Linked DNA regions of Homo sapiens: region 2 is linked to region 1. A link is an interaction called in ENCODE POLR2A ChIA-PET data of the cell type or tissue named here. Cell type or tissue: Panc1. All regions are shown on one strand. Links, peaks and the distances in the headings refer to the core of each region. The heading gives the core; the rest is flanking DNA.

Region 1 (2,925 bases), core at 171-2,670:
TAGCACTCCAAGAAGATGCTGTGTTATCAGTTGGTTTGCATATTTTGTGCATATTAAACTCTTCTCTAGTTTAAGAAGGATTTAAGGGTAATAAATTTGTATGTAGTAGATGGTTTGGAGGAGAGCTTTCTGAATTATTGCTTGACTGTACATACCACTTATTTTGCAGTAAGGAAGCCAGTCATTCTCTCTCCTTAATTAAACTTAGGCTGACAGTTTTCAGTGTTCCACAATTTATGTTTTGTTTTGAATATAAACAAATGTAAAGAATTTTGTATCTTATACAAATATATATTTGAATTTTATAGAGAATCATAAAATTGTAAGGATTATGAAATGATGAGACTTCAGTATCTAATTTGAGATAAATAAATGTCTGTGTCTAGGGTATAATGTGTTTTGGGACACCTGCCTGGATGACTAAATTCCCTTGTTATTTATTTGCATAATAAGAGAGTACTGACTCATGATTCCCATTGTTTCTTGCTAATATGGGAAAACACTAGGAGAATTAAACTAAAATATAACAGTAAATATAGTCAACTACGTATAAGACAGTATACAGCCCTTGATTTCATTTCAGTCCATTATGTTACTTCCTTCTTAACTTTTAGGAAATTTGTCATGAGCTTCAATCACATGATTGCTTTAAGAACTGTTGAACATTTGACTTAACATTTGAACTTAGGAGAAGTTCATGTTTTGAGTAAGATGTTACACTTTCTGTCCTACTTTTTTCTATGGAAGATTTTCCAAAGGTGCAGAGAATTATAAAATGAATTTAATATACTCTCACTCAAGTTCAGCTAGTATTAACTAATAGTTTATATTGTTGTATCTATACCCTTTCTCATTCTCTTCTCAATTATCTTGAAGCTGATCCCAGATATCATAATACACATCATCTGTAAATATATCAGCCTTGGGGCCTAAAATGCATTATCACACCTAAAAGAAACTGTAGTAGTCTCTTAAAATTCATTATCCAATTAGTGTTCAAATTTTTCTGATTACGTTTATTTCTTTTTTTTTTTTTCTGAGGTGGGATCTTGCACTGTCACCCAGGCTGGAGTGCAATGGCACAATCTCATTTCACTGCAACCTCCTCTCGTATTCCCACAATTCTCCTGCCTCAGCCTCCCGAGTAGCTGGGATTATAGGCGCACACCACCATACCCGGCTAATTTTTTGTATTTTTAGTAGACATGGGGTTTCACAATGTTGGTCAGACTGGTCTCAAACTCCTTACCTAGTGATCCTCCTGCCTCAGTCTCCCAAAGTGCTGGGATTTTATTTCTTTTCACATTTATGCTGAAGAAACTGTTAAATAATTTCCCATGGTCTGAATTTTACTGACTAAATTCTAATTAGTATAATTTAAGCATGTTGCTCTGTTCCTTGTGTTTCCTTTGAGTTGATAAATTGTGTTTTTTTTTTTTGTAAATAGGAATACACTCCATAGCCTTGTGTATTTCTATCACGAGATACAATGTCTGTTTGTCCTTCCTTTTTGTGATATTAGCACCATGGATGATTTTTTATTATATATGTCCATTATTTTATTAGAGGTTATAAAATATTAGTATCCCAGTTACATTACACCTTTTTTTTTTTTGAATTATTAACTGGAGACAGGGTCTCACTCTGTCACCAGGCTGGAGTGCAGTGGCACAATCACAGCTCACTGCAGCCTTGACCTCCCAGGCTTAAACAATCCTCCCACCTCAGCCTCCTGAATAGCTGGGACTAAAGGCACAAGCTACCATGCCAAGCTAATTTTTTGTAGAGGCAGGGTTTTGCTGTGTTGCCCAGGCCGGTTTTAAACTGCTGGGATTACAGGCATGAGCCACTGTACTGGGTCTGAAATAATACTTTGATGAAGGAAAACTTTTCCTTGTCACTAATTTAGTTACCCCGAGATATAGTTTATATCAGAAAAAGATAAATACTTGATCTTTATTATACCAGTTTTTAAAATAATAAGTTGGTTCTCTAGCATCCTCCAAAGTTGGCCAACATTACAGTGTTTTTTGGTTTTTTTGGTTTTTTTTTTTTTTTTTTTGAGACAGAGTCTCACCTGTCACCCAAGCTGGAGTGTAGTAGCATGATCACAGCTCATGGCAGCCTTGACCTCCTGGGCCCAGGTGATCCTCCTACCTCAGCCTCCCAAGTAACTGGGACCACAAGTGCATAATTTTTTGTAGAGACAGCCTCATTATGTTGCCCAGGCTGTTCTTGAGCTCATGTACATAAGCAATACACCTGCCTCAGCCTCCCAAAGTTCTGGGATGATAGGTGCGAGCCATGACGTCTGACCAACTTTTCTTATTTAGCAATATATATGATTTGGTTTTTGCCTATATCCATGTATATATGTCTCTCCTGCCTTCTCTGTCTGTTTTTTGACTAAATGTAGGCTTAATCTTTTGGCAGTTAAGTATTCTTTTTCTCTTTTTTCTTTTTTTTTGGAGATAGAGTCTCGCTTTGTCACCCATAAGCTTGCTGCAACCTCTACCTCCCAGGTTCAAGCAGTTCTCATGCCTCAGCCTCCCAGGTAGCTGGGACTACAGTCACGCACCACCATGCCCAGCTAATTTTTTGTATTTTAGTAGAGTTGGGGTTTCGCCATGTTGCCGAGGCTGGTCTCAAACTCCTGAGCTCAGGCAGTTCACCCACCTCGGCCTCCCAAAGTGCTGGGATTCCAGGCGTGAGCCACTGTGCCTGGACTCTTTTTCAAAATTCTTGTTTCAAGTATGGATAATGTAGTTACACGTGGAAATTGTTGGTTCCACCCATTGTGAATACAAAATATTTGAATTTGATTTGGTCCCTTGGGAATTCTTTTCAGAGCATTTGGAGGCAGAACCATAAGACAGAGCAAACTGAAATGCTTAACATTGCTTTTTAAGAACTAGCAGAGCTTGG
Region 2 (2,925 bases), core at 159-2,658, 100 kb after region 1:
ACCCGGCCAGAATGAAGATATTTGTAGCCTCAAACATTTTAATTTCCTTGTACTCTCTTAGGGAGCTCCTGAAAGGTATGGTCCATCAATATGAGGGAATAAATCAAGAAAGCAGATTTGAAATCTAGGAGGTACAGATATAAATCAGGATGAGGCAAGCAGAGATGCCAGGGCTGGCTGCTTATCAAGCCTAGAGAGCAGTCAGTCCAGAATGGAATGGGAAGATAAATGCCTTCCAGAAGATGTCTCTAGGCAGATAATGGAAGTAATCACTTACCTGATGGGTTTAAACATATTAAGAAAGAATTCTTTTTTTTTATTTTTGAGACAGGGTTTTGCTCTGTTGCCCAGGCTGGAGTGCAGTGGCATGATCACAGCTCATTTTAAACTCAAATCCCTTGGTTCAAGGGATTCTCCTGCCTCACCCTCCCAAGTAGCTAGGACTACAGGTGCATACCACTATGCCCAGCATTTTTTTTTTTGAGACAGAGTCTCGCTCTGTTGCCCAGGCTGGAGAGCAGGGGTGTGATCTCAGCTCGCTGCAACCTCTGCCTCCTGAGTTCAAGCCACTCTCCTGCCTCAGCCTCTTGGGTAGCTGGGATTACAAGTGTGTGCCATCACGCCTCGCTAATTTTTTGTATTTTTAGTAGAGATGGGGTTTCTACTACATCCGTGTTAGCCAGGATGGTCTCGATCTTCTGAACTTGTCCGCCTCGGCCTCCCAAAGTGCTGGCTCACAGGCGTGAGCCACCCTGCCGGGCCAGCTAATTTTTTTAAATTATTTTTTTAGAGATGGGGTCTTGCTTTGTTGCTCAAGCTAGTTTTGAACTTCTGGCCTCAAGCGATCCTCCTGCCTTAGCCTCCCAAAGTGCTGAGATTACAGGTGTGAGCCATCACATCTGAGAAGGGATTCATTTTTTTACAGAAAAGTTTCAGGATAAGTTGGTAATAGGTACAGAAAATATCAACTGAATAAATATAATGATTAACAACTCCAGGAGGGAAAAATAAACTGTACACACAAAAAAATATAATCTATGTACACAAGGCTCTACTCTGAATAATATTTAGATAGCAAAAGTAGTACAAACATTGAAAACTGATCTAACTCCCAAGTATGTTAGAAGAATGAAGGTAATTGTGTTTGTATGTGTGAGTATGTGTGTGAGTGTGCACATGTGTCAGTATATATATGAAAATGGGAATGTGTGTGTGTGTGTGTGTGTGTGTGTGTGTGTGTCTGTGTGTGTAGAGGGGGTGTAAGATGATTCAATTCTCAATTTTTTTTTTTTTTGAGATGGAGTTTCACTGTTATCACCCAGGCTGGAATGCAATGGCACTATCATAGCTCACTGTAACCTCTGCCTCCCGGGTTCAAGCAATTCTCCTGCCTCAGCTTCCCAGGAATTACAGGCGACTGCCACCACGCCCGGCTAATTTTTTTGTATTTTTTAGTAAAGAAGGGGTTTCGCCATGTTGCCCAGGCTGGTCTCGAACTCCTGACCTCAGGTGATCCACCCACCTCAACCTCCCAAAGTGCTGGGATTACAGGCGTGAGCTACTGCGCCCAGGCCAATTCTCAATTTTCACACTAGGAATGCAAGAGATAACAATATAAGTAAGACATTTATAACTATGGAGGCAAATTGTAGATGAAATAGCTAGACGTTGAAAGTAGTTTCATCTGTGTAATGGGGAGGTGTAGGATTGCTGTTTTTCCTTGTCATAAATTCATACCAGACATTACTTAAGTTGTTTTTTGTTGTTGTTTTTTTTTTGAGAAAGGGTCTCACTCTGTCACCCAGGCTGAAGTGCAGTTGTGTGATCACAGCTCACTGCAGCCTTGACCTCCTGGGCTCAGGTGATCCTCCCACCTCAGCCTCCTAAGTTGCTGGGAATACAGGCCCATGTCACCATGTCCAGATAATTTTTTATATTTCTTGTAGAGATGGGGTTTTGCCATGTTGCCCAGACTGGTCTCGAACTCCTGGGCTCAAGCGCTTCTCCTGCCTTGGCCTCCCAAAGTGCTAGGATTATAGGTATGAGCCACCATACCTGGCCCATTACTTGACCTTTTAAAAAACTGAGATATAGGCCGGGCGCAGTGGCTCATACCTGTAATCCCAGCACTTTGGGAGGTCGAGGTGGGTGGATCACAAGGTCAGGAGTTCGAGACCAGCCTGGCCAATATGGTGAAACCTCATCTCTACTAAAAATACAAAAAAATTAGCCAGGCATGGTAGCACACGCCTGTAATCCCAGCTCCTTGGGAGGCTGAGGCAGAAGAACTGCTTGAATCCGGGAGGCAGAGGTTGCAGTGAGCCGAGATCGCGCCACTGCACTCCAGCCTGGGTGACAGAGCGAGATTCCATCTCAAAAAAATAAAATAAATAAAAAATAAAATACTGAGATATAATTGGCCGGGCACGGTGGCTCACTCTTGTAATCCCAGCACTTTGGGAGGCCAAGACGGGTGGATCACGAGGTCAGGAGATTGAGACCATCCTGGCTAACACGGTGAAACCCCGTCTCTACTAAAAATACAAAAAATTAGCCGGGCGTGGTGGCAGGCGCCTGTAGTCCCAGCTACTCGGCAGGCTGAGGCAGGAGAATGGTGTGAACCCGGGAGGCGGAGGTTGCAGTGAGCTGAGATCACGCCACTGCACTCCAGCCTGGGCGACAGAGCAAGACTCAGTCTCAAAAAAAAAAAAAAAAAAAAATTGAGATATAATTTAAATACAGTGCAATGTATGGATTTAAGTATATATTTAAATGAGTTTTGGCTACTTGATTTTTAAAACTATGTTCACTTATTTGATTAAAATAAAAATTTAAAAAAAATCTGGCACTCATTTGAAATGTCTTTTGGTAATGAAACTGTGAAGTGATTAAGAAACCCTCCTAAGATGTCCTGGTGAGTTTCTG

Evidence for each region. ChIA-PET counts read pairs that join two places held together with the same protein. Peaks named below come from ENCODE experiments on the same cell type or tissue, not always from the same donor. Only the 100,000 strongest peaks of a DNase experiment are listed, where the experiment ranks them.
Region 2: POLR2A ChIA-PET joins it to region 1 with 13 read pairs; 11 of 35 experiments call an interaction of 5 or more read pairs at or near these places.

Annotation. Positions count from the first base shown.
Region 1 is chr17:59,769,564-59,772,488 of GRCh38, forward strand. The region is part of intron 6 of VMP1 (vacuole membrane protein 1); the gene reads left to right. Among named protein-coding and RNA genes, the nearest start is that of VMP1, 63 kb to the left of the region's middle. In Panc1, for the core only: no CTCF peak of the experiment used is centred there; no DNase peak of the experiment used is centred there; H3K27ac peaks cover 2,500 bases.
Region 2 is chr17:59,871,490-59,874,414 of GRCh38, forward strand. The region is part of intron 6 of TUBD1 (tubulin delta 1); the gene reads right to left. Among named protein-coding and RNA genes, the nearest start is that of TUBD1, 20 kb to the right of the region's middle. In Panc1, for the core only: no CTCF peak of the experiment used is centred there; no DNase peak of the experiment used is centred there; H3K27ac peaks cover 234 bases.